Linked DNA regions of Homo sapiens: region 1 is linked to region 2. A link is an interaction called in ENCODE POLR2A ChIA-PET data of the cell type or tissue named here. Cell type or tissue: HCT116. All regions are shown on one strand. Links, peaks and the distances in the headings refer to the core of each region. The heading gives the core; the rest is flanking DNA. Region 1 has its middle 140 kb from the start of BTC. Region 2 overlaps LOC107986229 (a long non-coding RNA gene).

The links. Peaks named below come from ENCODE experiments on the same cell type or tissue, not always from the same donor. Only the 100,000 strongest peaks of a DNase experiment are listed, where the experiment ranks them.
Region 1: POLR2A ChIA-PET joins it to region 2 with 26 read pairs; 5 of 35 experiments call an interaction of 5 or more read pairs at or near these places.

What each region holds. Positions count from the first base shown.
Region 1 is chr4:74,647,495-74,664,208 of GRCh38, forward strand. No RefSeq gene overlaps it. Among named protein-coding and RNA genes, the nearest start is that of BTC, 140 kb to the right of the region's middle. RefSeq lists enhancers at 6,485-7,684, 11,880-13,081, 11,964-12,463 and a silencer at 10,677-10,971. In HCT116, for the core only: no CTCF peak of the experiment used is centred there; a DNase peak (open chromatin) is centred at 6,917; H3K4me3 peaks cover 726 bases; H3K27ac peaks cover 4,712 bases.
Region 2 is chr4:74,535,417-74,552,130 of GRCh38, forward strand. LOC107986229 (a long non-coding RNA gene) reads right to left here. Exons shown (of 3, transcript XR_001741513.2): 3 at 14,184-16,714. Among named protein-coding and RNA genes, the nearest start is that of AREG, 99 kb to the left of the region's middle. In HCT116, for the core only: a CTCF peak has its summit at 6,449; DNase peaks (open chromatin) are centred at 8,072 and 8,786; H3K4me3 peaks cover 2,267 bases; H3K27ac peaks cover 5,000 bases.

The sequences.
Region 1 (16,714 bases), core at 3,978-8,977, 110 kb after region 2:
ATGGTAGAAAATTACTTTTGCACAAATTGTTAGAAAATATTCCCTATATATATAAAAAATGAGCTAGAATAGACTTTTCTTAAAGAAAGACTAAAAATGAAAGAATAAACATTGATCAGTAAAATGAGCAAGAAACAATTAACATACATTTAGAGAAGAGGAAAAGCAACTGGTCAAGCTTTTGGAAGCACATGGAAATATATTCAAACTCAAATGATCTTATTTTGAATTTTCCTTTTCATAAGTTTCCAAAGATATGAAGTATGATATTACCAAGTGTTAATTAAAATATGAAGCTACAAGAATGTTTACAAATCACTAGTGGGTATGTAACCCTCTGAAAATTAATTTGACATTATAAGTTACATTTTAATGTAATGCCTGCTTTATTACCCAGAAGCCATCTTGAAATCTTCAAAAAAATCAGCAAAAATGAAGTTAATTATTAAGAATCTGACTCAGAAGACTTATAACGTAAGTGTCTTTAATGGGGAATTCTATTACTTGTGTCTAATGTCATCCTAATAGGTATAGTGTGTCATTTAAATACAAAAGAAAAGGTGGGAGTTTTCACCATTGTGGCTACTATTTTATTAAATAGTTTTTCAAAGCCATATTTGGCTTTGAAAATTTTGTCAAAATAAGATTCTAAATGACATGTTATAAACACTGGAAGGGGAAAGAATGTTATTATTTTCAGGAATGATCATCTACAGAGAAAGTTTTTAAAAATAAAATCAGTACGTGACAGTTTTCTAAACAAACATAGAAAAAGAGATAGCTTTTCTATAGATCTTTAATAACTAGCAAGACAATCCAGTGAAATTTAGGAGTAAATGGAAGAATAAAAATTCCTCGAAAATGTGTAAACTATAGGAATGTAAAACAAGAACTGGATAGATGCACATGCCACGTTTTTGAGTGGAAAGAAGTTGTACTGCAGAGATGCCATCTTTTCCCAAACGCAAGGCAATTCAAATCAGAATCTCAGTATCTTAACCCAGTAAGCTTACTTTAAATTTCTTCTGGAAATTTAAAACAATGAATGATAATCACCAATAATTTTTTGAAAAATATAGTTACATTATATACAATAAGGGAAAAGCATGCCCTTTCATACTATGAAATATATGGTAAATCCACTGAATAATAACTATCTGGAATTGGCACAGTAATCCATCAACAGAACAGAAATAAAAGATCCAGAAACAAAACTTGTTTTCAATGGGAGCCATTTTCCCTGAGTCCTTAGATTTTCTAGACTGTAAGTGCGGGAATTGAGATTTAAACTAAGGTCATCAGAATCTATTGCTTAGCCTGAGTAATCAACTACCACACAACACAGGCCCCCATCTTAAAAAGTATGAGACTAGCTAGACATATTTTAGAAAAGAATATTGGTCTATCAGATATTAAAATACACTACATAGCTACAGTAAGTAAAATAATGTGATTCATGTGTCAGAACACTTGGAATAGAACCTGACACATTTTAAGAACTTAATAAATATTTGTTCAATGAACAAATCTACCAGACTCCCCATGCAGAATCCATTTCACCCCAAGGGACTACATAGTTTTTGTTAAACATTTTAGTGTGATCAGAATTCCACTGGGGTGCCTGTTAAAAATTCAGATCTCTTCCCCTCCCCATTGGGTCCCTAGAATACCCATTCTGATCCACTAAGAAATTTTAATTTTCAACAAGCCCCAGGTAATTTTTAATACAGGTATCAGAAGAAAGACTCCTAAAAAACATCACTCTAAAGGAAGAGAATGGTCTATCTAGAGAATGCAAATATCTGGCTGGCTGAGGAATTTCATTTCCTATTGTAAATACATATGTCGGCATTCTGGTTACAGAACAATCTTTTATGTGTTTGGTTAGTGTCAGTATCCTCAAGCAATGGATCAACTTTGGGAGTTCAACAAAATCAAATTTGCAGATCTAGAGCTAGATCTTGAGACTCTTTTGTGAGTAGCCAGCTTGACTTATTCAGATGACATCCTACCTTACTACATATGTTTCCAATCTTCAGTAGCAAGAAGGTGCTCTGTCAGGATTAGCTTCCTTTCCCCTTTTCACTTACAGGCTTAGTAACAAAATTCATTAAGCATGTTCTTCCATTGTCTAATTGGTTTAAATTTAATGTTATATTTATTCCTCTACCAGCAGCTTCTTTTCATCTGTAAATATCTAGTTTCAGAGAAACCAATAAACCATCTTTTTTCTACACTCTTTACTCTTTGAACTTTCCTCTTCTAGATTAAAAATGGTAAAGGTTGAGAAATGACTACATCATTCTTCTAACTGATTTACTTGCCAAAGATCCATGACTCTCACCCTGCAGGAAAAATAAAATAAAATTTAAAAACAAACAAAAAAACCCACCATGGTTATCTGAAAAACCTGATGTAACTCTTATTCAATATCATTTATGCTAACTAATTCTTCTCATCTTCCTTCTTCTCAAATGAAAAATTTACTTCACTGTATTCACAACTCTGGATTTTGGCCATCAAGGATTATGAAACTAACTTAGTAAATCTCAACCAACACTTTTTTTTTTCAAATGAAAGAACTAGATTAGGATAAAAATATATTGCATTACAAATAGATGGGGTAAATTTTTGTTTCAATTATATATGTGTAAAGGCATACTATGATAGGATAGGAAATGTATTTCTTATCGTGAGTTTCTGTTAGAAAATGTATGGAAATTTCTGATTTGGTAAAGTGAGATGAATTTTATTTCCCTTTAACTGAATTCCTATTACATTACAAGGCTTATCTCTACAGGTGGCTGACAACTTTATCTTAATGGTAACCTGATCATCTCTGTTTAAAATTCATGTCTCCTTTAAGTAGCACCCCAGTCAAATTCTAGGACCTCTTATTTCCCTGTAAGTTTCCCTTCCTTTCTCTTTTCTGAGGTGAGCTAATCTTAGGGGGCCTTGCATATGGTCCTGGCATTCTGAGAAGAATGCCTGTTAGGCCTGATTTTCTCTATCCTTTTTGGCAACTTCTGAGGGTTCATTCATCTTGACTAGTCCCTGTCTTGGTGGTCTGACACCTTCTCCTGAAATTTCTGACACCATCATGACCCATTTTCATTGTCTATATACTCTCCTACCCAGGATGATGGTAAACACACTGCTCACGCTTAAATACTTTAATACCCTCTTTCGAGGCGTGGGGGAATACTCTTTCTCATCTAACGAAGTGCAACTTTTGCAGATCAAAGGCATTCAGACTCTGTTTGTGCTACGTGCTTATAAAATTTATTTAGAAATGTATTCTAGGCTGAGTGCAGTGGCTCATGCCTATAATTCTAAAACTTTGGGAGGCTGAGGCAGGAGGATTGCTTGAGGCCAGAAGTTTGAGACCAGCCTAGCCAACACAGAGATAAAACCTTATCTCTACAAAAAAAAAAAATTAAAATTAGCCAGGTGTGATGGCCCGTGCCTGTAGTCCCAGCTTCTCAGGAGGCTGAGGGAGGATGGCTTGAGCCCAGGAGTTTGAGGCTGCAGTGAGCCATGATCATACCACTGCACTCCAGCCTGGGTGACAGAGTGAGACCCTGTCAAAAAAAAAAAAAAAAAAAAAAAAGGAAGGGAAGGGAAGGAAAAGGAAGGGAAGGGAAGGGAAGGGAAGGCATGGGAGGGAAAGGAAGGGAAGGGATGGGAGGGGAGGGAAGGGGAGGGGAGAGGAGGGGAGAGGAGAGGAGAGGAGGGGAGGGGAGAGGATGGAATGGGAGGGAGAGGGGGAGGGCCAGGGATGGGAGGGAGGAGGGGGAGGGAGGAGGGGGAGGGAGGAGGGGGAGGGAGGAGGGGGAGGGGAGGGGGAAGGGAAGAAGAAATGTATTCTAGGCCAGCACTGTCTAGTTTCTGTGACAATGAAAATGTGCTATGTATAACTGTATTGCCCTGTACAGTAGCCTCTGGTTACCTGTGGCTATTTAGCTCTTGATAGGTGGTATCAAGAGCTCTTCTAATGTGACTAAGAAACTGAATTTTAAATTTCATTTAACTTTAATTAATTGAAATTCAAATAGGCACATGTGGCTAGCAGTTACTACATTGGACAGCACAGTTCTGAGTTGCATCTGTGTCCTCCCTCTTGGCAGTGTATAAAAAAGCAAATGCTGCACCAAAATCATGGTTAAGTGCAATAGCACAAGAAAAGGCAAAGAGAAGCAACTTTAAAAACATCTCTTCATATAATCTTGCCACAGTAACATAGATTTTTTGAGGTACGATTTACATATAATAAAAATATACCCATTTTAAGGGTACAGTACAATAAATTTTGACAAACGCATTCAGTCATATAACCACCACCACTATTAAGGCACAAATGAATTCACTGTCTCCATATTATCTCCTCCTTACTCCTAGCCCTTGATAAACACTGATCTGGTTTCTGTAACTACTGTTTTGCCTTTTACAGAATTTCATACAAATACAATCACACATATGCCATCTTTTGCACTTGTGTTATTTCAACTAGCATAATGATTTGAGATTTGTTCATCTTGGTACATATGTGGGAGTTCGTTCCCTTTTATTATAAGATACATTTCATTGAATGGGTATAATACACATTTTTTTTCCTTTTTTTTATTATTATTATACTTTAAGTTTTAGGGTACATGTGCACAATGTGCAGGTTAGTTACATATGTATACATGTGCCATGCTGGTGTGCTGCACCCATTAACTCGTCATTTAGCATTAGGTATATCTCCTAATGCTATCCCTCCCCCTCCCCCCACCCCACAACAGTCCCCAGGGTGTGATGTTCCCCTTCCTGTGTCCATGTGTTCTCATTGTTCAATTCCCATCTATGAGTGAGAACATGCGGTGTTTGGTTTTTTGGCCTTGTGATAGTTTACTGAGAATGATGATTTCCAATTTCACCCATGTCCCTGCAAAGGACATGAACTCATCATTTTTTTATGGCTGCATAGCATTCCATGGTGTATACGTGCCACATTTTCTTAATCCAGTCTATCATTTTTGGACATTTGGGTTGGTTTCAAGTCTTTGTTATTGTGAATAGTGCCGCAATAAACATATGTGTGCATGTGTCTTTATAGCAGCATGATTTATAGTCCTTTGGGTATATACCCAGTAATGGGATGGCTGGGTCAAATGGTATTTCTAGTTTTAGATCCCTGAGGAATCGCCACACTGACTTCCACAATAATACACATTTTTTATTCATTCACAAGTTGATTTAGGTTGGATCTGGTTTAGGGCTATTATTTTTAAAAGCTACTATATGAATAGAGTACCCATTCTTTTCTGGACATATGCTTTTATTTCACTTTGGAAAATACTTAGGATTGGGAATGCTGTTATGGTAAATATATAATTATATAATAAACTGTCAAACTGTTTCTTAAAAGATTATATCATTTTGCATCCCCACACCAATACATGAGAGTTATAATTGCTCTACATCTTTACCATATCTCAGCATTGTAGATCTTTTGATTTTTATCCATTCTAGTGGGTTTGTAGTAGTACTCCATCACAGTATGAATTTACATGTCCCTGATGACTGTGATATTGGGGATCCTTCTATGGACTTCATGCATTTCTTATATCTTCTTTTGTAAAGCATGGGTTCAAATCATTTTAAAATCAGGTTATCCTCTTCTTACTCAATTGTGTTATTTATCAGACATAATTTTATAATATTGTCTCCTAATCTGTGATTTACCTTTTAGTTTCTTAACATTTTTCAATGCTGGGTGCATTTTTCCTTGTTATTGTTTCTTTGTTTTTGCTCTAAGAAATCTTTGCCTCCTCAAGACTACAGAGATTTTTTTATTATAATTTCTCTAGTTTTGTAGTTCAAGTGCTTAGCTTAATGTTCAATTTAGAGTTAATAAAAAGGCCTTTTAAAAAAAAATAAATAAAGCTATCCAAACCTCAGACCAATGTAGAATCTGTCTCACAGAGTCGTTGTAATGCTAGTAAGTCATAACTGTTAAATAATTATTAGCCATAGATATCGATGCTTATCTCTAGAACAAATCCTCTCAGAGCACGGAAGGAAATTCTGAGTTAGAAAGGCAATCTTAGCAGAAAACGTTTTAAACATTACCGAAAAAATGTAAACTTACATAGGAACTACAAATAAAGCCCATTCACCAATAGGACACATCTGAAAATTCTGAATGAAACCAGGCATTCTTAACTTCTTAAACGTCATTCCACAAATCTTCTTTCTAATCTTCCTCAAATCTAAACTGATTTGTTTTATCTTAGGACTGAATATTCATGACAGACCAAAGATGCTTTGTTTGATACCGTTTGATTTCTATAATTATATTCTGTAAATATGTCTAGAAATTGGCACAAAACTGAGAAGGAAATCACAGAAAAAGATCAGAATATTTTTTCCTACTGCTTTTCCTTAGAGAAGAATCTATATAATCTCTTACATCTTTAGACATCAGTAGGTTTCAGGTATGAAGAAGGTTAGCTACTTCTTAATAACTCAGGAGCAGAGTACAGCATAGAGTCCAGACAAACATCCACAAAGATAATTGTAGTACTTTTCCTAGGATTACCTGGTGGCTTATCAATTTGTGCACAAACCTAGAGCTACAAATGGAAGAGGGGCTAATTCCCATAGAAAATTAATGTTAACTGTTTATGTATTTTTTTTTCTTCTGACCTTTCCAGGTGAGAGTTGGGTTTTCCAGAGCCCAGTCACAAGAAATTTACCTATTGATCCTCTGACGAAACGCAATGGTAAGCTGTGCTAAGTAAACTGACCCAGCTCACCCTAACTTGTAACTGCACTGCAATGCTTGAAACGCAGCGAAAATCCTACAGCATGTTCCCTTGTTCTCTGAACTCACCTGCCCATTGCGTGCAAGAAAAAGCTGGATTCCTTCTCGGTCTAGTAAATGATTTTCTTGAATGATGCAACCGACTTATCTAGTGGGTTATCTCTGGACCTGTTCACAAGCTGACAAGTATTTGCAGGGATGTACAGTCATGCTTTCTGTTCCTCAAACTGTAATGTGTTTGTAAGTGAAAAATGATGAGTATGATGTGGATCCGAGCTGGTAAATCACCCCATTATGATGTGGTCTCCTCTTTTGATCTGACCTGAGGCCTGAAGCAGGAGAATTTATTTATCAGGGGCAAATGAATTCTGACTCAGATAAGTGTGACAGAATGTAAGGTCTTCATCGATGCATTGATTCAATTTTTCAATAAATATCCATTGATCTTTTACTAGGTACTTTTCTAGCCCCACCAGAGAAAAAGACAAAATCCCTTTCCCCATTGGGTGGGTTTCTGACAATTCGTATATACTAAGGATGACAATGAACTTTTAGTGCTTTTCTTCATGCTATGAGACATAACATGCAGGTCGATGACTTTATCTTAATTCCTTTCCACAAACTATACTTCCTTACCCTCTAGTCCTTGGCAAATAGGGTAAAATCTTAAACCAAGAGAGATTCTAGCACATAGCCCCTCAGTCCATGCATTCTCTTTGTGCAGGGGAATTTAGGAAGGAATTGGTCTTGACATGAGTAAAAAGACCAGATCCTGAGGCAGACTCCCCTCCAAAAGAGATTGAATTTACTGGATTGTGCTTATTGCTTTCAACTCAAGAAGCAATACTTCCCTTAAGTAGTCCTCTAAGTTTAAAGTGGAACTCAGCATATCTCCTTTTGGCTCAGATGTATCAACTTTTCTTCACCACTTTCACTCTGGCACTCACATCTGGCAGTATTCAAGCTGGTGGCTAATAGAATCAAAATGATAACGTAAAAATGGACCGTCGGTACACCTCACTTCGTGTTTGGCACTGTTTGTTCATCTGTGGAACCACTTCATATTAACAAAGATGAAACTTTAAGCTAAGTCTAGAAATTCAGTATAAACCTCAGAGATCCTTGAGTCATAGTCTAGATAAATCTGTGTGCCTGAATTACAGGTGCATGAAATAAAGCATGAGAGACCAGGATTTATCAAATGCTCACAATGAAAAAGCAATTCCTGTGGAAAAGCAATTCATATATACACACACATGTACACACACACATAAATTAGGCAGATCTAGATGAAGAAAAGAAAATAACTGCTCCCTTCCAGGACCATGCCCTAAACCTGAGGCTACCATGAACTCACCCATGTGCAGCTCCAGCTCTTGGAGGAGGCCTCACCTTCCTCATCACATTGCTGGATATTAAACAAATACTTTGGGATGAAGGAGACAAACAAGAGTATCAACACTACTACTTAATGGTCCATATGTATCTAGAAGACCTGGTTGGAAGGAAGATGGTGAAAGAGGGAAAAGCACAAACATACTTGTGCCATAGTGATGCACACTTTGCCTGCCTCCCTTCAGGACACCAAGATGCACATCAAACAAAATCTTCAAAACTGAAATTCAATCTCAAATAATATTCAATCTTGTATCAGAGTTACCCCTGAAATACTCAACCTTTCTAAGTTGATCCATTGGGATAAAGCAGGGAGTAGAAAGTCGAATCATAGCCCCAAAGATAAAATTCCCCTAAAAGCCAGTCATAAGAGGCAGTTCAAATGTAAGATATGAGACTAGATTATCCATACTGGTTCATTATCCCCAAACAATGACACACCTGGTTTTTGAAATCTGCATAGTACCTTTGTTTTTACAGACAATGTTTGAGATCTAGACTAATGTCTGTGGGTCTGTTCCCATGCCAATCTTTTCAACACAAATCATTTTGGAAAAACAAGTAATGTTGAATGAAAACTGCTTTTGACCCATGGGAATACTTACGAGCTACTGAAATATTTTAGCCGGTGAAATCTCATGAAGTTTTCTGAAACTATAGTGATTGTTCTCAAGTTTGTGAAGGTATATTTTGGTTAACAATGCTCATTTCTCTGTGTTAGCTGGCAACAAGCTTGTTAGGAAATGCATCCTCACTTTCATCTATGTCCAAAACTGACATTATGCTTTGGCGTGGCCTCTGAACTAATTGCTGTATACACAGGGTGATTTTTATGCTCAGCAGTAGTGTGATGAGGGGAACTATTCACTCATTGACCAAACACTTGTTGAGCTCCTAACAAATGCATGACTGGGATACACAGTAGCAAGGAAGATGGACAGGCCCACTGGTTTCATTGAGTTTTCAGACCACCAACAGGAGAAATAAAATAAACAATAAATAAACAACAAACACAAATGTCTGATTGCAGTAAGTGCTGTGCAGAGAATAGAACAACTGGATGACTAAGTCACCGGGTGACTACTTTTGACTAGGTGGTCAGGAAAGGCCTTTCTGAGGAAATGACATTTGAGCAAATACTTGAATGACAAGAAGCACTCAGACATGCAAAGACTCCAGGTAAAGTGAGCAACAATTATGCTTTAAGTGGAAAGAGTTTTGTGTAATCAATTTTTTAAAAAATCAATAAAATGACCATCAACAATAAAAAGTTATGGCTGCTCCTGGAGCAGAGTATTCATGGAGATATGAGAGATCAGAGTAGGCAAGGGCCCCATGTGGAGGCCTGCTAGGCCTTCTGCCCATCACAGGAGTTTGGATTGTAGTCTAAGTGCAGTGTGAAGCCGTTGGAGCAATTTAAATAAGCAAGTGATATGCTGGGATTTACTATATAACACATATAGAAAACATACAATTTGGAAAAAAGAGGAACAACTCCTGCCACCAAATCCAAACTCCCCATAATAAAACAAACTAGTCTTTCTATTAATTAACATTTTCTTTAAATTATCTCCAGCATAAAGCATCCTCCCAGTATACATATATGCACAACCTAAACACATGATGTGTCCACAAATGGCCATTCATTACATTCACCAAAGGGCAAATGCAAATGCAGGATGATTCTTCCCAAATCCTGGCATTTGCTTCCCATGAAGGGAGTTCAAACTGCATACTCATGAATCTCTCTTAATATCTTTACTCATTTCATATTTAGAGAGATGACTGACTTATCCAGTAAATTTGGAAAAATTACTGGGTATGCCTGGCTCAGCTCCCAGGTATTCCTGATGAGAGTGAATCTAGCCATGGAGAGTAGAAATTCTGCTTTGTGCCTCCTTGGGAAAAGCATTCCCTAGACAGTCCCATCCTGTGGCCCACCTTGCTGTGACTGGAGTGGTTCTTCCTAAATCTGAGTTCAACATTAGCAAGTCCACTTGGGTTAACAAATCTAAAGCCCAGTACTCTAACCTAATCTCTCTTAGGAAGACAATGATAATTTAGCCTTCATGTCTATTACTTTTCAACTTATTCAGAAACAAGATGGGAAATATGAAGTATCACTTTCACTGAGGATTGGGACCTACTGAGAACACAGCACCTCTTAGGTTCTATCAAAGATATGAAGGAAGAAGTAAATACACTGTCTTTACTGAGAAAATTCACAATGTTTTCTAATAAAATATTAAGGCTTGCTGACAAGAAAGCAGATTCTCAGACAGAATAGAAAACAAAAAAGCAAAGAAACATTAAAACAAAAAAGCAGAGAAACAAACTGACCAGTTTGGAGTCTCCCAAGACTCTACCACATGCTCTATAAAGAACTGGACAATCACACAAGGTAGAAACAGAGGAAAGGACCAATGGAAAGAATGCCCACTTTTGCACTCTATATAGACTGAAAGACAACATTCTTCTTTTCTGGTCATTGACTCTCATTGTCTTCCAAATATTGATCTGTAAGCTTTGACTCTGAACATTGTTTCCATCTCAGTTATTCTCAATTCTGTGTTTACCAGACTCCTTCTGCCACACCAAACAATGGGAGTGTGCTGCTACTCTTGGTTCCTTTTCTCAAACTTTCGCAATGCCCATTGAATGTAATACATTGCTGAAGCTCTGTTGCATGACATTTGAAAGATGGCCATGTAGCATTCAAAGCCTGTTTCCATTCTCAACCCAAAGAATAGAATCCCTCCTTTGTAACTTCCTACCTAACTCTCATGTGGAAAAGGTGAGAGATACACAGATGAATTTAAATTCATGTCTAAAAAACGAAACTTAGACATAATGGAGACATATATGGTAGAGAGAGATGATTTTGTCAGCCTTACAATGAAATGGAACACAGATCTCTTCATCTTCACTATGGGAAATAAAGTCCAGAGTCACTCGCTGGTATGATATCTGAATGAGTTAAAGAGCAACGTACGCTTGATTTGCCCCCATATATTTCGAACATTTGTTACTTTTTTCAAGTGAAATTTAAAAACACCTTATCAAATTTTAGACTCAATTTTAGGTCAAATATAAGACAAATAGGTGCAATAATGTATTATTTAGGAGCTCTTTGTAACAGTTTTTATTTTTTTTTTTGTTTTTGTTTTTTACTTCTTGGGTATTTCAAGTTTCACAATGGAGTGCTTCTCAGCCCAAATGTGTAAGGCAATTATAACATCTAATAGTACATACCTGGTTGTACTTGATCCTCATTTTGTGAGACTTCTATAGAACCCTCACCCAAGGAATTTGGCTACCCTATTGGACCCATTTCAAGAAAAATGAAATAGCAGTGATCCTAAGTTGCTGACAATATTTTTTCCTACTCTAAAACTTATAAAGAAAGTCTTAGAAAGGATTGTCTGGCCAGGCATGGTGGCTCACACCTGTAATCCCAGCACTTTGGGATGCTGAGGTGGGCAGATCACCGAGGTGGGGAGTTCAAGACCAGCCTGACCAACATGGAGAAACCCCGTCTCTACTAAAAATACAAAAAAAAATTAGCCTGGCTTGGTGGCACATGCCTGTAATCCCAGCTACTTGGGAGGCTGAGGCAGGAGAATCACTTGAACCTGGGAGGTGGAGGTTGTGGTGAGCCAAGACTGCCACTGCACTCCAGCCTGGGAGACAGAGTGAGATTCCATCTCAAAAAGAAAGAAAGAAAGGATTGTAGGCCGGGTGTGGTGGTTTACGCCTGTAATCCCAGCGCTTTGGGAGGCCAAGGTGGGCTGATCACTTGAGGTCAGGATTCAAGACCAGCCTGGCCAACATGGAGAAACCCCATCTCTACTAAAAGTACAAAAAATTAGCCGGGCATGGTAGCCTGTGCCTGTAATCCCAGCTACTGGGGAGGCTGAGGCAGGAGAATCACTTGAAATGGGAGGCAGAGGTTGTAGTGAGTCGAGATCATGCCACTGCACTCCAACCTGAGCAACAGAGTGAGACTCTGTCTCAGAAAAAAATTACAAAGAAAGGATGTTTTTCCTGATAGTACCCATACCCAACAGGTTAAGACAAGAGTAGTGTAGGTGTTTGAATTAAAAAATTGAGGTGAATTTCCTGCATGTCACAGGTTGTAAGTGAGCTTGCACAAACCACTGTATAAACCATTACCCCCACAACTGAAGTTAATTCCCTAATTGTCTCCTCCTCCAAGTTCTGGGGAGTGAATCAGCCATTTGGCATTCTTCCCTACTTCTGACTGACTCAGAAGTACTTCCGTCACAACTGCCACACATTTTTGAAAAAGAAGGAGTGGAGTTGTTATATGAGTCATAAGAGAATGAGAAACAGGAGTGAGGTGAAAGGTGAGGTCAATATCCCAAATGCATTTCAAAAGAGGTAGTCAAAGGATAAAAAAGATGTTTTACACTAGAAACTTTTGAAGATATTAGTAACTAAACAGACTTTTGATGACTACTCTTTACTTTTGAAAGGTCATCTTTCTTAACCTTCAAAAAACACACAGATACCCACATACAAAGAGAGACAGAAAAATAAAGAGAGAGAGATCTGATTCTCTTCTCAAACACCTTATTGAAAATACACTTTTCCTATGATTTTCTTCATCCTTATTCTATCATATGGCTAAATTTAACGTTCCAAATCATTGGTTATAGATAAACTAAATGAAATCAGGCTTTTCAACTCCATGGTTGGCCATTGAACAATGTATGGTCTTAGAATAATTAAACTCCAAGAGCACAGTTTGGTTATTGATAAGAAAAAGATTTTTTTTTTTAAAGTTTAACCGGAACCTAATTTTCAGCAGAGCACAGGCAAATTGATTTCTTTTTTATTTACAGGTAATTTAGGATTTTCAAAATAATGTGATAAAAGATGGGCCCCAGGGTAAAACCCAGTAGATCGGATAACAGTATAAAAATCACTGACCATACTCAGCAAAAAACATTAGTTCAGCACTGGCCAAAGCCACAGGTGAGAGATTTAGCCAGTAAGTCTCCACAATATTTTGGAAGATATTTATGAGCCTCTTGGGACCCATGTCAAATAAAACCTTGTTTACAAATCTGTAATAATGTTAGTTAACTTTTTAACTCCCAAGAAAAGTTTCAAAAAGTGCTGCCTTACCTTTATTATATTTGAAGTAGATATATCCAATTTTCTACGATTCAAGGCCTGATTGGATACTAAATTTATGGAGGAATAGACAGACTATTCCCAGGGGATTTTTTTCTCTACTGTTTGTAGCATGGGATCTTATGAAGAGCAATTGAGCACTGTGGTCAGTAGCACCAGCTCTTATAGCAGCTTGCTTGGAATGGAATCCTACTTGGAATGGAATCCTACTTTGCCTTCTCCTTACTCCATTCCATTAGACGGTTTTCCACTTCTCTGTGCCTTACTTTCCCTATCCTTAAAATAAAGATAGAGACAATACTTATTTGATAGTGTTGTTATGGAGATTAAATATAAAGTACTCAGAACAGTGTCAGACATATTAAAAACTCTTTGAAAATGTACACTACAAAAACCATGGGTTTTTGACCTTTTCCAGGTTATGCAGATGCAGAGCTGAGACTTGAACCCACACCTCTGAAACCCCTGACCTACAGGCTCAGACGTGCTCACTACCATTACCCCAGAGCTAGGTGCTGTGTGAATAATTGTCATGCTGAGTAATTAATGAAAATTAATTTAGTACCTCTGCCAAATTGGAAAGTTTTACTTGAAACTTGAAATGAGCTTTCTCTTTACTTTTTTTTTTTTTTAATATAAGGGTTTATGGAGTAAGTGAAATCTTATGAGATACTTAAACTTGTAAAATAGAAAAAGCTGCAAATGAGTAAATGCCTGGAGTACTGACTTTAATACCATGACTAATAGATGATTGTTCTTTCAGGACCCATTTTGCCTACAGGCTTCTAAGCCTTTAAAGGGCTGCTCTGGAGGCCATGGTTCTACTGGTAACATAATCATATTTTCTGTCTCAGTAAATTGACAGAGCTACAAAGCAACAGAACAATGTCATTAACTACTGTTACAGCCTCTGGGTCTCAGCAAATATTTGCTGACTTGTGACAATTGGAGACCTCATTCATTTACTCAGAGTCATCACCATCTTTTCAGGTTGCCACAGTCTCTTTCCTCAAAGTCATCTTTGACCCAAAAAGTGGAAGTTGGCTATGACACAAATTGCTAGCAAAACAAGATGGAATTTTCAACTGTTACAGGATAAGACAAGTAAGAGATAGATGTGATGAAATGCAAGTCCTGGAAGCGAAGGAATGGTGTAAAATGTCACTTACTGCAAGATTCCTTCTTTGTTTGACTCACTCAGTTGAAATGGAGGCCATTACATTTCACATTCTGGTGGCCTAGGGGCACAGCCCATCATGAAATCTTGCAGGAAACTCTCTGTTCAAGTGACCCGTGAGTGCCACTTTGGGGTCTAGAATGTGACTCATTCTTCCATACATAGTTTTTGTGTAAAGAAAATAAATTAATATATAACAAACATGTTTAATTTCCACTGACCCCACCCTATCCTAACTTCCCAGAAATTTTAGCCTAACCTTGAGTTCTCATATGAATTGACTCTCCAGGTGCAATGACTATTATGACAAAATCTGAGTAAGAGTTTGTACCACTGTCCCTCCACCCTAAAGGGATTTACTTACATAGAAAGTCTAAAAACTGATTACTCCATTTGTTCCAGGAGACAACCTCCCACTAGACAAATGATGACTTGATTTGAAAAGCACTTTTAAAAAGAAGTCTGCCCTTCAGTGAAGGCAACCCAACTTAATAGTAATTATCCTTATCAGGGACCCAGTGACCAGATTCTACATATTTACCAGGTCTCTCAAGATACCTGCATAACTATTTACTAAAGGTTCTGCCTGGAACAATCACAGGGTATAAAGTTCATAATTGTTGCTGTGTATAGAATCCAAATAAAAAGAAACAAACCTATCTCCTTGGAAATATAAGTAGTGATGGAAATATAAGTAGTCTTAAAATACTGTCAAGAATGGGCACTTAAGTGATTTAAGAATGAACCAAAGATTTTATGTTGAGTGTATTAATATAAAGTCATATGTGCCTAAAATAAATTAAAGAGCACAAAATAGTATTGCCACAATGATGCAGAGTGCACGAACAGTGACAAAGGTTCCAATGAACTGACAGTTATAGGGAGAAATAATTAATTTCCACACTTTATGAAGTTTTTTCTATAATGTACATGATTTACAAATTAATATATAATTGGAAAATCAATATATTGTAGGAGAGTTCCATAAAGTGTGGAATTTTATTATGAAAAACTGGTGAATGTGATTGTTTAACCAGTCACTTCTCTTACGTTGCAAAGATCCACTGTTACATAGCTCATATTCATTCCATATGGGCTTAACCTTGCTCTCCTTGATTTACAGTCTAGTGAGGATTTAGTCAAGTTAACAGGCAATACCTTGTAAGTGCTACGATGTGGGGCGTGCACAGAGGACTGAGGGAACACATAAGATTCACATGTCATAGGTTCCAGGTAGCTCACTAGAGAAGGGAACTCTTAATGATGATGTAGAAGTTAATTGGCAAAAAGACAGAAGTTAATAAAAGGGAAGGAGATATTCCTAGAAGATGGAAAGGGAAATACCTGGAATGAGGAAAACATAGCTTTGGATATGCTCAAGGATGCCTATTTTAAAATGTCTAAGCTCAAGTTGTAGAGTATTCTGCCATGACCTACAAGATCACAATCGCAGGAGAAGCAGTTGGCAGCTATCTTTATCTGAAGGAGGTATGCTTGATTTAAAGATTATCAACTGACACATCAAGAATACAATTAAAATATCTATAATAATACCAAATAATTATAAAGATATAAAGTTAAAAGTTAAACATCTCATTCAAATACTATTAAATGTAGCATACAAAAATAGTCCAATCATCCTAATGTGTTAACATCTCTAGATCAGATGTTACCTACAAAGGAAACAACAAAGTTCCTCTGAAGAGTGTTTTGTGAATTCTCTTTGTCAAGTTAAATCTTTCCTTATTCAGAATCACTCAAGCAGTAGGTATTATTATGCACATATGCTAGATAATAGGGAATTGAATAGCACTGTTTTTTGGTGGAAAAGGAGATTACATTTTTCTTGGGTAAGGAGGTCAATTTACATAAAGAGTGAATAGTTAATAAAAGAGCAATTAATACAGTTAGAAACTGCAATATTTGCTCTATAGATTATCAGTGCTAGAATACTGATGACTTAGTAAGCTATGTTTTCCTTGAAAAAGAAGATTTTATAGAATGAGTGGAATTTGAATTGGAGAGAGAAACTGGGGAGTAGATTCTAGACAAAGAAAAAGGTCAGAGGAAAGCTTCAGAGGCAGGTGCTGTCATGGTATATACCTGTGTCTGGGGGCCTGTCTAAAGCCAAGGAGACATTTGAGAAGTAGAATCTAATTGCTATGAATTGGTAT
Region 2 (16,714 bases), core at 5,329-10,328:
TTATCCTGCCAAAACCAAGTAAAAGCAAATGTACACTTTCAGATTGGTACAACTAAAATCAGAAGTAGAAACATTTTAAAGTTATATATTTTTAATATAGAAAGGTTTTTGTTTGTTTTACTTTTATATTATTTAAGGAATGTTAACCCAGTTCTAAATTTCACACTCTTGTTCCTTAAGGAGGACTTTACTTCCTTTATGGGAGCAATCAGATGTGAGCAATACCTCACATTATCCTGTGCTTTGTAGTTTCAGAAGCATTTGCATATATGTTATCTCACTTGACCCTTTTGCCTGTGAAGTTGGCTGGAAGGTATCATTGCAGATGGGAAAAGTGAAACTGGGAACTTTGGTGGCTTGCCTTAGGTCAAACAATTGGTAAGTGGTCAAGTCAGGCCTTGAACTTAAGTCTCTAGACGTTAAACCCAGAACCTTAAATGGGTGAGCATAAAAAGGAATGAACTGCAAATAACAAATCTAACTATTTGGTGAATAAAATCAATTTACACGAAAAGAATTCAAAATTATCAGCTAAAATTACCGGTTCCATGGATGAGGTACTAGGTGTGAATACGTGTGTTAGAATACACAGTTTTAAAGGCCAAGAAGAAGCATATATAGCCCCAGATAAAATAAAAAAAAGTTTATACTTACTGATAAACTGAGCAGATATAAACTTCAATAATTGTTGGCTAGATTGACCTAATTGTTGGCCTATGTATGTGTTCAGTCATTTACATTGGCTTCATAAGTACCGGTGTCTAAATTCTACTAGTTTATTTTTTCAGTAATCAGTTCAGTTTGACCAATGTGTATTAATTGATGCTGTTACTGTATGCTTGTTTTTCAATATTAGGCTTTTTATACTTATGTATATGCAGAATCTTATATTCAACAATATGACACTGAACAAGATTAGATGTGAAATTACATGGTTAAAAGTGTGGGCTCAGGCTGTGTGAACTTGGCCAAGTAATCCGACCCTCAGAATGAAGATAGTAATAGTATACATCTAACTGGCTTGCAGTAATGATTAAATGAACCGATGATATGTAAACTACTTGGTTTCTGGCATATGGCAAATATGATATAAATATGACCTGTGGCCTTTGTATAGAATTTATTGTGTAGATATTTAATTATATTATTGTCTTGGAGTTGAGAACACTACACAATATTTAAATCATTTTTTGAAAAATTGCCTCAATGTTACAATTGCAATAAACTTTAATCAAATTAAAGTTATGCATAAAGTTTTATAAAAATTGATTTTTCCAAAATCATTATAACTTTAACAGATGGTGGTGTTAGATTTTGTGTACACTAGGTGGCATCTGGTGTGAAAAACTGTCTTTCCTTTTACGAATTTCTTGCTCTTTGGATTTAGTAAGTGTGATTTAAGATTTCAGTGCCTTGGATTCCCCTTTGCAAGGTGACAACTGTGGTGGAGTCACTTCTACCTGAGAATGTTAATTCACTACATCTACTCTTTATTAAGGTGAAGAGAAAGTTCTAGTAATATCAAATGTGATTGCCTGTAATATGAGAAATGAAAAAGAAACTTTTGCAAATTGAAATCTGAAGGAAAATAAAATTTTGGATTCTGTAAGATTGTCTCCTCTAAATAACATTGTACTATATATAATTCATTTAATTTTTAGTCCGACTGTCTGTGTGTGTGTGAGAGAGAGAGAGAAAGAGAAACAGAATTGAATGTGTGTAAAGAGAACATGAATTTTCTGGTACTACTTATTTAGCAAAGGGTTGAAAAGCCACTGTATTCAGAATAAGTATGATGAAATGAGGTTGGAAATTTAAAATAATGAAAAAGTTTTAAAACAACCATCATAATTAATTCAATAGAATATCAAAAACAGATGAATGGAAGAAATGCTCAGCTTCATAAGGAATAAGTGATGTTGACAGCATGATTTTGTTTTGTTTTGGATCCCATTATGCCACTTTGTGACTTTTCTTGGGGGGGCAGGGGCTATGTTTGGCTGTGTCAGAGGGATGAGAAAGAGTGGCTTCCTTCTTGAAATAAAATCATAGCTGCATAGAGCCAATTACTTCCAGAAAAGGAGAAATGAAGTCGTAGTAGAGGAGGAGGCTGAAGACTTAGGGGCTTTGATGAAGCTAAAGAGCAGGTACCATGGGTATTAGGAACTGGAAGAGGTGGGAGAAAAGATTACAGGCAGAGAGAGGAATTGTATGTGGAAACATTGTGGGTGGAGCAGTGCTGAATAATGTTGAAGTCAACATTATGGTGATGTGAGTGGGCAACTGGCATGAAATGGATAGAGAGATCTCTGAATGGAAAATGGGAAACTAAAAGACTTGAGTATCAGAGGGTAACTAACGTTAAGAGAAAACTTCCCAAGCATGTTGGCTGGGATTGGAGTGGAGCGAAACACAAAGGCAGATGCTAGCATCATTGAGAAAGGTGAAAATACTCACAGTAAAGCATACTTATGAGGGGGACCACATTTTCCACTAAAGTATACATTAATAAGGCAGCTGCTCTGTTGAAAGAAAGAGGAGAGAGCTGTGTGTGGAAAGCTCTCTACTGCTGCTACTTCTTCACTTTGGGTTATTCACTTAACTTCTCTACATTTGATTTCTTCACTATGTTCTAGGGCATGTTTAGAAATATTTGTCAATTTCCCACCCATGTGAAAATATATAGACAGGGGAAAGAGAAAATGGGAAGGCACTTTAGGAAGCTATCACAGTTTTCCAGATAGCAGATGGTGGTGGCTTGAGTTATGATGGTAGCAGTGAGTATTCTACACAGTTTTAAAAAATAGAACTTAACAGAGAAGAAATAGTCAAGGTGAATTTCCAGACTTCTGCTGCCTTTTACTAAAATAAGAATGACAGGAGAAGGAATAAATTGGGAAAAAATCAAAAGTTCACTTCTATACATGTTCTGTGAAAAACATCCAAACAGAAAGGTCAATGGGGAAGTAGAATATAATGATTCTTGTAGTCAAAAGTCTGGGCTCAATATGTAAATATAACATTAATTATTTTATAGATGATATTTAAAATAATAAGAATAGATTAAATCACTAGGGGAAAAGTACAGGGAGAGAGGAGAAGAGAACCTAGTACAAACCCTGTGGAATTACATCTGGAAATATCTCAGTGACCAGCAAAAGACACTAAGAATGAGTGGACCAGAGAATTAAAAGGAAAACTAGGAAAGCATGGGCTTATGAAAGTCAAGAAAGGAGAGCATTTTCAGTCAAACGCTGTACATAAGACCAGTAAGATGAATGCAAGGACAGGTGAGTGGGCGTGGTGAGCTTGGTGTGAGCAGTTCCACCAGGATACTATTATTACACAATTTCCAAGGACCAGAACCTTGACCTTGTACCTCCAGGTTCCCAACTAAAGGCTAGGGTACTGTACTTACTAGTGAATCTCCAGGACAGTCAAATACCTAGAAAAATTTAACTTTTGTTGGTTATACTAGAGTCACATATACTTTCCCTAATATCCCCTAGTTTGTTAATTCACGTTCAGCCTACAGCCACATGATTAGGTAGAGCATCAGCAAAGAGATCGGCTACTGGTACCTGTGCTTTCAGGTTCCTAAATGTCCTCAGAGGAGTTTCTGCTTAAAGAATTTCCTCTACTTTATTATAAAACTTAAAATATTTCAAGGAATAACTCAGATAGTTCCCCTTCCCACTTAAACCCTTTCTCTTCATTGCTCCATTTAATATACCAACCCAATATGGTGCATAACATGGGAAGAATGCAATGCTATAGTGATGCAATATGGTTAATAATCATTAACACGTCCACAGTACTTATGTGCCAGAGTGTTCAAAGAGCTTTGTAAACATTAACTCATTTGATCCTTACAAAAAATCTATGAAGTAGTTAGATTCTATTGTTAGTTCTATTTTACACTTGAGGACACCAAGGGCCAAAGAGATTAAATTTGCCCAAATCTAGCTCCACAGTCCAGATTCTTAACCATTAGGCAACCCATAAATACTCTTTATGTGAATTCAAAGCAACCTTATAAAAGAGAACCCAAGAAGTAGGGCTTTTAAATCACATTAAACTGGCAGTAACTGCCTCCTGAAGTGCCTATGAGGACAAAGTGTGAAAACGCATCAGATGATAAAGGCCTGAACCCTGGTTAGATCCACATCTAGGGCCTTTTCTGGGAATTCCATCAACTCATTGCCTAAACTCATTACAGGAAATTACTAAGCATTGAGATGACTCTAGTATTATGAGCTCTTAAGGTGGCCAGCCAAGGATAAAACCATACATTCAATTTTAACGGCAATCTTTACTTTGACTATGAAGTCCAACTGAGTGGGAATCCAGAACACTTTTGCTTGAGAAGCAGTTTTTTTCATTTCAATCTGTAATTTTGTTGTAAGAAAGCCATGTGGATTCTGCTGTATGCCAGTACACCACCTCCTGGGAGTGCAAAACATATTTTGATTATTAAAAATCTCAATACTCCCAGAGAACACAAACCAGTAATATTATAATAAATGTAAAAATAAATGAATAAATAGCACACATGTTTTAGTTTCAACCTCAAAAATTTTGCCTAACATGAATATTATTTCAGATTTTGTTAACCAGGTTACATTGGCTAGCTGTGTGAATATTAGGATAAAAGCAGAATAAAAGTTATTAGTAACATAAACTGCAGAAAGCTTTGTGGTTATTGCCATGTTAGGGAAAGATATTTTTGTTCCATGGGTTTTATTCAACAGGTATAAAAAATAGCTAAGAAAACCTAATTCTCTTCATTCATTCACTGAATAATCATTTATTGATGCTTTACTATGTTCTAGAGATTGAGTCATAATAATGAATAAAATAGCCTCCATTTGCCAAAACCTCATAATTTGGGAAAGAGACAAATAATGAGACCACGTTAGCATGGTGTGGTGAGTTAGGCATAAACAATGTTGCTGTGGGATTGTGTGGGAAGCTGCTGGCCTATTTGAAGTAGCTGGCAATAGGAAAAACTAAATCCTCCTTTTTACTCTTTATAAGTGTGACTTTTCTCCTGAGGAATGTTTGTTTTAGAGAAAACCCACAGGTAAGAGCACTTCACCATCTCTTCATCATTGCCAGGGCATCCACTGTCTAAAGCTTTAATTGGTATTGGGGCCTGCAGAAAAGCCATAAGTATATGAGAAACTGAGGGAAACAAGGTGGAAAGAAGGGATATGAGGCTGGGGTGTCTGTAAGAAAATTCAGGGCAGCTGTTATTCTTATTCAACTGATGTTTCATGTATAATGCTAAGCTCAGCAGGTTCTTCCTTAAATCAGGGGTTCTTAACCAGGGGTTCGTGAATGGGCTTTAAGGGTATAGGTGAACTCCTTATACTTGTACAAAAACTGTATGCAGATTTCTGGGCAGTGTCCATGGAATGCATAAGATTCTCAAAGAAGTTCATTTTTTAAAAAAGATTAAGAATAATTCAGGAACAAATTTAGATTATACAGAAGAGGATGAAGCTTTAGGGGCTCTCTTTAAAAAAAATAATACAAATTACAAATGTGAAATTGTTCATGAAAGTGACCATTATTTAGTATGACAACATAATATTCCTATTAATTAACTACCTGATACTTCTCTATAATCCTTTTTTCAAACATTTTTGGCTGCCTATCTTTAATCACTCTTCATGTGACAGCTGCAGTTTCATTATATCTAATGTCATTGAGGTTAATACTCCTAGTTTGTAGAAATCTTCAACGTATAGAGGGTGTTTTCATAATATAAGGGTCAAAATGTTGCTTGTGATTAACTTTATTTACTGTGTTAATAATGTCCATATTTGTGAGGCAGTTTGGAGAAAACAATTCTTTCAGCATCAGTAAAATTGAGAAGTTTATGATAAAATGATGCATTAATTCTATTTCTTTGGTACTGTTCTAGATGCTTTATATGTGTAATTCACTTCAATCTTACTGCAACTCTATGAGGTTGGTACTACTATAACAGTTTACAATGAGTAAACTCAGAACAGAGAAAAGCGAATAGCTTTGCCCAAAGCCACACAGCTAGGAAGCTGGTGAGTTGGGATTTACACCCAGCTACATTGACCCTAGAGACTGAGCACTTAACCACTGTGTTCCACTTTTTATAAATCTGAGTCCAAGACAGGGATGAAGATATTCCCAGTTTCTCAGGGACTGAGTTCCCACAATGTCCTGGACTTCACCATGAGCTGAGAGTGAGCAATGAAGTGATAGAAACTTCAGATACAAGGAGAAGCAGTGTGATAAAAGCAGGGACTTACACGCCACTTCACACTGGGACCACTAGGACGAACCACATCACAGAGTGTCCTTCAACATGTGGTGGTGGCAGCAGAGAGGAAAAGGCAATGTGGCGTGTTCAGTCAGAGAGCACCGTAAGTCACACCTTCTTGTTCCCTAAAGCGACACATGTCACTTCAACACGAGAAACTAGCACAGCAATCATAAACTTCAGCAGCAGATGTCTGTACTTCCAAAGAGCAGGAAAGATTCAGTACCTCAGCACTAAACGCAGCAGCAACAGATGCCAACACCCAAGGACACCCCACTGGACTCCAGTGATAAACAGGGCATCAGTCCAATGCCTGGAAGGAGGAGCAAACGCGAAATAAATAGCCCCTATATTAGCCAATTAAACTGTAGTGAGAAGAAGGTATATAGAGGTAGGAAGAAAAATAGCAAAGGAAAAAGAAGTTTTATTCACTCATTCATTTATCAACAAGCATTTATCTATTATGCTACAGAAATTGTGCTAGTCACTAGCACAAGAAACAAAGGCAAGCAAGCTTTTGTTTTCAAACACTTACCATAAAGATGAATAATTAAACTAGCACATGAAAACATTAGCAGAAAAGAAAGGGCAAAATCAAGTGCTGTGAAGGGCGTTATAGCTGTTTTTTATGTCTAATTTATTTTAAAAGGAAGGAAGAAAAATTTCGAAATAAGTAGGACAAAATGTTAATTTTTTAAAATTAAATTAAATTTTAATAATTGACATAATTGTACATATTTATGGAGTACATGGTGATATTTTGAGACATGTAATATATAGTGATCAGATCAGAGTAATTGGCATATCCATCATCTTAAACATGTATCACTTCTTTGTGCTGGGAACATTCAGTATCTTCCTTCTAGCTATTTGAAACTATAGAGTATATTGTTGTTAATTATGGTCATTCTACAGTGGTATAGAAACTAGAATTTATTTCTCCTTTCTAGCTGTAATTTTGTATCCTTTAACAAATCTTCCCCCATCCCTATCTTTCTCATACCCTTCCCAGCCTCTAGTATTCTCTGTTCTACTTTTTTCTTATATGAGATCAACTTTATTTTAGCTTCCACATAATATTTGTTAACATCATTAATTCTCAGTCATGACTACATGGATGTTTGTTATATTGTTCCCCATAATCTTCTGCATTCATTTTTTTCATAATGAAAATATATGCCAAATAAATAGCCACATATTACAGAAGATTTTATAAGGCAACATCTCTATCTACCATTGCCACAATTCTCCAATTATGTGTTTTGCTTTGGGGAAGAACCAAATCCTTTTTGGCTTGGAACATTTCAACTCTAAAAATATTTAACTACTGGTAATAGCACCTGCAAATCTAGCACTTGTATAAATACATTTCCAAGATTGGTAAAAAGAAACTACTTTAGAAATGGTTAATGTGTGCTGTATGGATATTCAACAAGACTTAGTTTTATGATTTGTAGAGTAAGTATAGAAAATATTACCCATTCAGACACCTAAGGAAGTAATTTCTTACCATAAGCATTCTTCTTTTTACAACATTTCATAAACTGAGCAATTGAGACATTCCTTATAGGGAAGTGGAAGAGGAAATGGGCAGCAAACTTTGGAACTCAAAAGGAGCTTTGGTCAGTATGAATCCCTGAAAGTCAGGTTCATTTTCCGTGCATGAAAGAGAACAAATTATTTCACTAATCCTTTGATCTCTTTATGGTTTCATTGTTCATTCTAGTGATTGTACTAGAAACAAGTTTCACTTCAGCTATAACAGTTAATGACAGACAACAGAAAGGGAAGTGGGCGTGGTGCTGTAGTTAATGATAATGACAAGAGCGTTGGTTGCTATTTATAGCATTTGTTAAACTTTCATCTTTTCAAATTGCTATTTTCATGCAGCAAACTTAAATCTCTCAGGCAACAAGGTAAGCAACTGGAAGTAATTTCTGGCATTAGTCAAATATGTAATGACCAAGAAAAACACATTCTTCACCTTGAAGTGCCACCAGTTACCAATGAGAATATGAAAATAAACATTCACAAAGTAATCTTGCAGTGATCAGTTTTGGAAGATGATGAAAAAAGGAATTATGCTACATGAGCCTATCTGTGAGACAAAACTGATGAAATGTGAATTTGAGACAATAGACTTAAAAAAAATCAAAGCAATTTTATTGAAATGACCTTGTCAGAAAACAATTTGCCCATACCCAATGAAAAATATAATTGGTGATAAGACTGATAATGGCTGAATCTGGGACCAGAAATACAGTTGTGATTTTGAAACCTTGGCTTCTAAGTTACTGTGAGACTTGGAGAATTGTTATTGCATTTAACTACCCCCAGGTTCCTATTCTTTAGACACATTCAGCTCTGTGATAAACTCAGCCCCACAAAAGTGGAAGGAAGAGGAGGTTTGTGAGTGGTAGGAGGATGGAGGGTGGACAGGGAGAGACTGGGAAGACTCACACTTCTGGAACGTGGACACTCACTTTGCCTACACTTACATCAGAAAGACTGGAGCTCAGGTTTCTTTTCTCTGTTAAGCCTTAAGTTTTTTCTTGAGTGGAACCTTTGTTTACAACCTGCCGGACTTCCTTTAGGCATTGTACACAGTATGTCCACAATGCATTTATATTAAATGCATCAGCATTGCTAGAACAGTCTGGACAGTATGATCCTAATACAGCTTGCCTACTGATTTGAATACGTTTTTAAACCAGTGGCAGGCAGACTGTAGAATGAGGCTGGTGAAAAACAGGGAACTGAACAAGAAAAATAGATTGCAGCAGCAGGGAGCTCAAGTAAGGACATGGGCAATCATTCTTTCTGGTAAGCAAGTTTGGTGATTTTGTTGAAATGATCTTAAGTGTGGTGGTGTTGAGTGCTGAGAATTCAGATATTTTAATAGCTGAGATTTATTTCATTTATAGGTTTCAGTTTAATGCCTAATTAAAATATATATTATGGTTTAATAAGACCAAGACTCTTCTGATGTTGAGAATACTGTGAGTAAAACATGATAAATGGCAGAGACTAACACTGAGCTTCTTTGCTCCTAGCAATGAAAGATGTTCACCATATAATACGCATGAGGTCACAATTCTAATACTCTCTATTTGCCCTTCCTTTTACATGAGATAGGATCATCCTGAAAGCTGCAATCCCTGATGTTTATCTTCCTTATGACTGCAATCATGTATTTTATGCAAGGTTTTATCCTGGACAACAGTGAATAAAAAATGTATCTACTTTTATCACATTAATTAAAGCTACAAATATATATTGCTCACATACTGTGTATAACCTTCTTTGGCAAAGGCTGAGGAGAATAAAAACATTTAAGGACTGACTTTACCTTTTTAGGAATTAAGAGTATCACTTGAAAAAAAAAAAAAACAACAACCAGCACTACAAGGTCAACAATCCTGGCAGATAAGGGATAGAAACACTGAGTGCTGTAAGAGGTCAAAGGAGGGTGAGCTCATCTGGCTGGATATTCAAGGAAGACTTCCTGGAAGGAGTGGGGTTTGAGCTAGGCCTTAAAAAATGAGCATATGGGAGGTAAAGAGAAGACAAGAAGGTTTTCCAGGCAAAGAGAATAGAGAGTGTTCTTGTATACATTCTTTGGAGAAACTTATTAAACTAAATCTAAACTGGATTTACAAGAAAAACCTCCTCCTTTTCCTACCTCTTAGCCCCTAAAAGGAAGAACAAGGAAAGTATTGATTCAGATGTCAAAAAGTTTAGGGGTATCTCTAGCTTCAGATATGGTTGGAGGCAAATGCCCAAATGCCACTGTGATTCTCTGTCTTCATTCTCAGAAGGCTGTCCTCTAGAGTGGGGCCTTGAAGGTCCAGATTCATGTCCTGCCAACTCAGCAACCCTACAGAATTCAGGCACTTACATCTTGGGATTGAGTCTCATTTGCCTGACTTGGGACAAGCCTGGCCCTGAGCCAGTCACTGCAGCCAAGATGACAAAATACTCTTATTGCATAACCTAAGTCATAACCCCCTGGAATTTGGTTAGGCTGGGGATGGGGGATTAGTGCTACCTTAATCTAATATGTGATGAGCTAGGTGGGGATAATTCTATTAGAAAGATCTGAGAGATACTCCTAGAAGGAGAAATGGATGCTAGGAGAAATCAAGACGGAATAAATACATATTCAGAAACGGGTGAGAGGTCAAAGTTTACACAGACCTAGATGTCTGTAAATACAAGCACACATAATAATTATTAAAATAATTTTGTATTTTCAGATATTTGGTTTACTTTCTGTCTGTTTTTAAAATTATTAAACAATCCAGGATTTGAAAACACTAAGTCTACAAACCAAATTTAATGCCCATTCTCTGCCCCCATCCCTGATCATTATCTTATACCACTCCTACTTAAAAAAAAATGTAAATTGAGAAATGGAGCAAAGCATGAGATGTTCTCTGTTGCTCAGGATAGAGTATTAAGAAATCTTTTCCGGGGAATTCCCCATGTTTCAGATAGAATAGAAGTTAAGTGGCTGATTCACGCATTCATTAACAATAGAGAGAATGTTCTGAAACACCAATCCATTCTAACCCCATCAGATCCTCCCTAATGCCTATTCTTACAAAATGCCTTGAAATTTCAAGGGTGTTTCCTGGCATTTGTTTTCATTAAATGCTAATGCACCCATGTCACTCTACTTTGTTTATGCACTATGGATGTTGGCATACTTTGTTTTAAAAAGCATTAAAGCAGCACTGAATACTCAACTCAGGTGACATCAATTTTTTCTTTTTGTTGTTGATTTCAAAGTCTACTGTTTTTAGAGTTTCATATTTCAAGCAAATTAATCTATGAAAATTATCAACAGATTGAAACTGTTGTTGAGAATGTGTTTTCATAATGCATATTTTTGATCTCTCAAAAACCTTCCAAGTCCCTAATTAATCGGGAGATGTGTGGATCAGCAGACTTCATTGCATCTTGACACCAATTATGCAGAGAATGCTTTCCCTAAGGTAGATTTTTTTATCCCTTTTGGAAACTAACTAGCTTGATCACTTATTTCTGACTCAGACCCTTCTTTATATTTACATTTACATTCCATACATCTAATCTTTGGCCTCAAAATCATTTTAATCTCCTAATTTTATTTCTCCAATACTCATTCTCCAGTAGGTCTTAATCCTTTTATGAATAGCAATTTCCTCTAAAACTTTATAAAACCTATCACCTCTTTCTCCCCTGCAAAAATGCATGAATACATCAAATACTGCTTACCGTTTATTGAAGGTTTTCATAATCACTAATCTCATAGTTACCTCAATATAAAGATATTGGCTTTTAATTTTGAAAAATATGTATTTCATTTTCCATTTTAAGTGCCTTCTTAAAAAAAATCTGTGATAATTTTTTTGTCTTCTCCTCTGGCTGACCTGATTCTTGTTGCCCCTCAGGACAATAGAATATACCTCAGAGAAAGAAAAGTACAATGAATCATTCCTTTCTTCCTGTGAGTCTTATTGTTAGGTAAAGGGATACTTTGGACTCTACTTTCTGTGAATTAGCAATGCCAGCAAAAACCAGTCATTTGTCCAGTGACACCTAAAGAATACTGGATTGGATATCTGAAGCCTAACCAAATCTCAGGGACACACCAAGAAGCTTGCCTTTCCTCTTATTCATCAAATATTTCTTGAGTGTCTTCTATGCTCAAGGCACTTTGTGTGCATTAGTTTCATTAGTAGTTTGGGCAGTGCCCCACAAATAGTAGGCACACACTATGTATTTGTTGAATGTGAATAACTAACATTTATTAATTATTATGTTCCAGGAGCTTTAATTGTCAAATCAACTTTGCAAGGTAGATGGCATTCCCTGCCTTGTACGAGTGAGGAAACTGAGGTCCATAGACTCAGGAACTTGCCCGTGGTTATGTGGTTGGCAAGTGCCAGGGCCATTATGAGCCTGGATCTGGTGCTTTAAATCACTCCATTTCAATTTCAATCCATCGTGGTAGGTAGGTAGGTAGATTGTTTAAGTCCTGTTTATGAGATGATGAAGTTAAGGTTCAGATGTAGTGAACAACTTACTGAAATGTACCTAGGACTGAGCCTGGATTATGCCTGTGTTTGATTGATTCCAAACTCTGAACTGTTGTGTGACATCACTGCTGCTTTCTGTGTTATACTGTGAATCTCATCTATGCAGTACTTCTTCCCCTAATTCTGGCACATCTCTATTCCCACAGCCATTTATCTGAAACTGCTACTTTGTCACCACGGAACAAAAATAGTGATGGCTGCAAACAAAGGCTCTTATTTTCAAGCCAAAGGCAGCCACACAGAGATTCAGCAACATCTCAGACCTCATTCACCATAATCTCTCATCAGCCAGTTTCTTACATATTTTAAACATAGTAGAGTTTTAGTTTTTTGACGCTTTCACAGCATAGCTTTGATAGAAATTAAAGCTGGGGAGGAGGAAAGCAAACTTTTTAAGCTTTTGAAGTTTATTTGATTGTATTAATTTTTCCTTGTAGGCTTTATATTTATGATTATTTTTGAAGGTCTCAAGCTTATCAGTGTGGTGATCCATTTTCCTCCAGATAGAGTGGTGGCTGCCTACAGTTAATACTTCTTAGGAAAGGCCTATGTGAGGATATCATTTATTCTGTACTATGTCATCAATCCCCTTCATCCACTTATGATTCCCACATTGCTAATTGTGAGAGTTGATGCCATTGTCAAAGGCAAGGTATGGAAACAACCAATACAAGTGTGGCTTCTGGCTGGCTTCGTGTTTCATGTGTATCACATGAAACCTGAATCTTAAAATGGATTCCTAATAATGATAACAAGCCAGGCATGTCCTGGTCTCCAGATTTAAAGAGGGATTTAAAGACATTATTAGATGACACTAAGCACCAGCTTCACCATTTGGGAGTTAAAAATCTAACCACACACTGATAGAGACAACTACAGAAGGACATAAAATAAATACAATCAAGTAATACACTGGTCAGATCCTTATTCGCCAAGAGAAACAAACATTTATTCAGTGAGACAATCTTTCCATTTCCTGTGAACATGGAAACATCATCGTGCTTAAGTGCCTAACACTAGGCAGCATACTTATTTCATATCTCTAGGCTTCAATATCTTCACTTGTTTAAAGATGGTATTCCAAAAACCATGTGTGTTTTCAGGTGTCAGTCAACATTTGAAGAATATCTTAGGACTAAATCCAAGTCCAAAGGGACATTTCCTTTTTTCCAATGGCAACTTTGTCCAAGGATGGGCAAAAATCTTAAATACAGGGTAACAAGAAATCAGGGCAGATAATTTAACTAATTTTACTGTTGATCTAAAGCTTTCTTCAACATGTCATGCAGCTATAGAATAATTAATAATGAGTGTAATCTATTTCTCTCTTGGTCACCTATTTAGTTTTCATTACGTCTATTCTTAGAAATGTGAGTACTAGGCTGGGTGCCTAGTACCCAGCCTAGTACTCACATGGATGCTTACGCCTGTAATCCCAGCACTTTGGGAGGCCGAGGAGGGCAGATCACGAGGTCAAGATATCGAGACCATCCTGGCCAACATGGTGAAAACCCATCTCTACTAAAAATACAAAAATTAGCTCAATGTGGTGGCATATGCCTGTAGTCCCAGCTACTCGTGAGGCTGGGGCAGGAGAATCACTTGAACCTGGGAGGCGGAGCTTGCAGTGAGCTGAGATCGCGCCAGCCACTGCACTCCAGCCTGGGCAACTAAGCGAGATTCTGTCTCAAAAAAAAAAAAAAGAAAAGAAAAAAAGAAAAAGAAAAAAGAAAAGAAAAGAAATGTGAGTACTAGAAGCAGATCGGTGAGGTAACCACTTTTCCAACATTAGATATGAAGTTCAAACAAAGGATATTTTAGTTTATTTTAACTGAGGATTTCCAAAGAAGCACCTTATTTCTATGTTATTTGGAATTTAGACATTGGCTTTTAGATTAGAGACATATTACGATTGTCAATTCAAAGCAAAAAAGTAAAAGACATAAATGCCATTACCTATCTGGAATATGTTAAGCAATATAAAACAGTAAAAGAAAGGAGAAAATCTTCCATTATTTGTAATGATAACAATATGCCACCTACTATATAGAGATACAATACTGCCAAACCTTCTGAATTAGTTTTTATGTGATGAGAGTGGATTTAGCCACTCCAGGACTTCTCAATCAGCTTTTCTTGTGACCAAACTCGTACACAGTCATGTGACACATAACGATGGTTCAGTCAAGGATGGACTGCATATATGATGGTGATCCCATAAGATTATAATGAAGCTGAAAAATTCCCATTGCATAGTGACATCATAGCCACTGTAATGCTGAGGCATAATTACTTTTTTTTTTTTTTATAAATTCAATGTAGCCTAAGTGTATGGTGTATAAAAATTCCACAGTAGTGTACAGTAATATCCTAGACCTTCACATTCACTCAACACACACTCACTGACTCATCAGAACAACTCCCAGCCCTGAAAGCTTTTTTTTTCATGGTAAGTGCTCTGTATGGGTGCACAAGTTTAAAAACTTTTTATACTATATTTTTATTGTACCTTTTCTGTTTAGATATGTTTAGACACACAACACTTACCACTGTGTTACGGTCGCCTACAATGTTCAGTAGAGTAACATGCTGTACAGGTTTGCAGCACAGGTTTATAGCCTAGGAGCAATAGGTGATACCTTATAACTCAGCTGTGTAGTAGCCCGTATCATCTAGGTTTGCATACGTATACTTTATGATGTTCCCACAGGATGAAATTGTCTAATGATGTATTTCTCAGAATGTATCTCCATTATTAAGCAATGCATGATTGTATTTATAAGCTAACATTAGGATGTATGCTATAGAATGAAATAAAGCCCATAAAACCATGACCTAGCACTCACTCAAATAGAGCCATAGTCACCTGGACAACAGACTAGGTTTTTATAGAATTCAAACCCAAAGTCTCCTGAACCATTTACTGAGACCCTCTTGTGCAAGATGCAGCATTAGACTTTCTGAACAGTGTCATGCAACAGACAAAGACTTTAACTCACCCACTCACATCCACACATTTAAAAAGAAAAAAAGCCAAGTTTTCAATCATGTCTGTCTCTCTACATTCTCTTTCCTCTGCTTCACTTACCCAGCACTAAAGGAGCAGAGAGATGAGTAAAATCAGACCCTTCCAGCAGGGCCAGCTTCACAGATAGACATCCTGTGTAGTAGCACAGAATCAGGTCAGAAGGGTCCTGTGCTGGATTAATGCTCTATTATCATTGTCTTAAAATTCTTAATAAAATTGTATAGCTGGTCCTACCTGTGAGGATAGATAGAACATAGCGGAGAAAACAGTCCCTTTAAGGCCTTCTTGGGGGCATTGCAATGAAGAGATCTGCCTTCTGTATAGTTGTCTAACAGATAAGTCATCAAATTGATCTCAAGGCATTCTAGGTATTTTAGACAATTTTTCAGATTATTGTCATATTTCTTAAGGGCAGATAGAAGTGAAATGTGATGTTTGTCCTTTTTTTCCTAGTTAACTATTCCTCCTAATAATCTGCTTTACAGCTGGGTGCAGTGGCTCACCCCTGTAATCCCTCCACTTTGGGAGGCCGAGGTGGGCGGATCACAAAGTCAGGAGAACAAAACCATCCTGGCCAACATGGTGAAACCTCGTCTCTACTAAAAGTACAAAAAATTAGCCGGGCATGGAGGCACGCACCTGTAATCCCAGCTACTCGGGAGGCTGAGGCAGGAGAATTGCTTGAACCCAGGAGATAGAAGTTGCAGTGAGCCAAGATGGCACCTCTGCACTCCAGCCTGGGCAACAGAGTGAGACTCCATCTCAAAAACAAACAAACAAAAAAAAAACAAAAAAAAACTGCTTTACTGATATCTCATACCAAATATAAGCTCTGGTAAAAATGATCTTGCAAACTTTCAAAGCTGCCACTTTTTTTATGTCAATTTACAGCACATGCCCATCTTTTTTCACGCTCGGAAGAATTTAGCAGCTCTTCTCAACTTTAAAACAGTTAATGATTGTAAAGACCTAGTCCATTGGAAATGCAAGAAAAACCCACATTTTTCAAGTTTTAAATCCCTCACAAATTTTACGGATACGAAAAGGAAAAAAAAACTTCTCTTACTGGTTTGAAAATGAACAGCACTGTCACTGACAACAGATAATGATCTGCAGTGCCCAGGTCACCACCTGATAGTTATTAAATGTTAACATTAAACAGGAAAGGAGAATTCTTTTCTTACAAGGCCATGACCAGATAAAAAAAACTATCTGGAATTTAGTGCCCAATTGTATACTGGAAAGTTTGGCTTTACATACAGGTAGAGGCTTGTGTGATAACATTTTGGAGATGTAGAG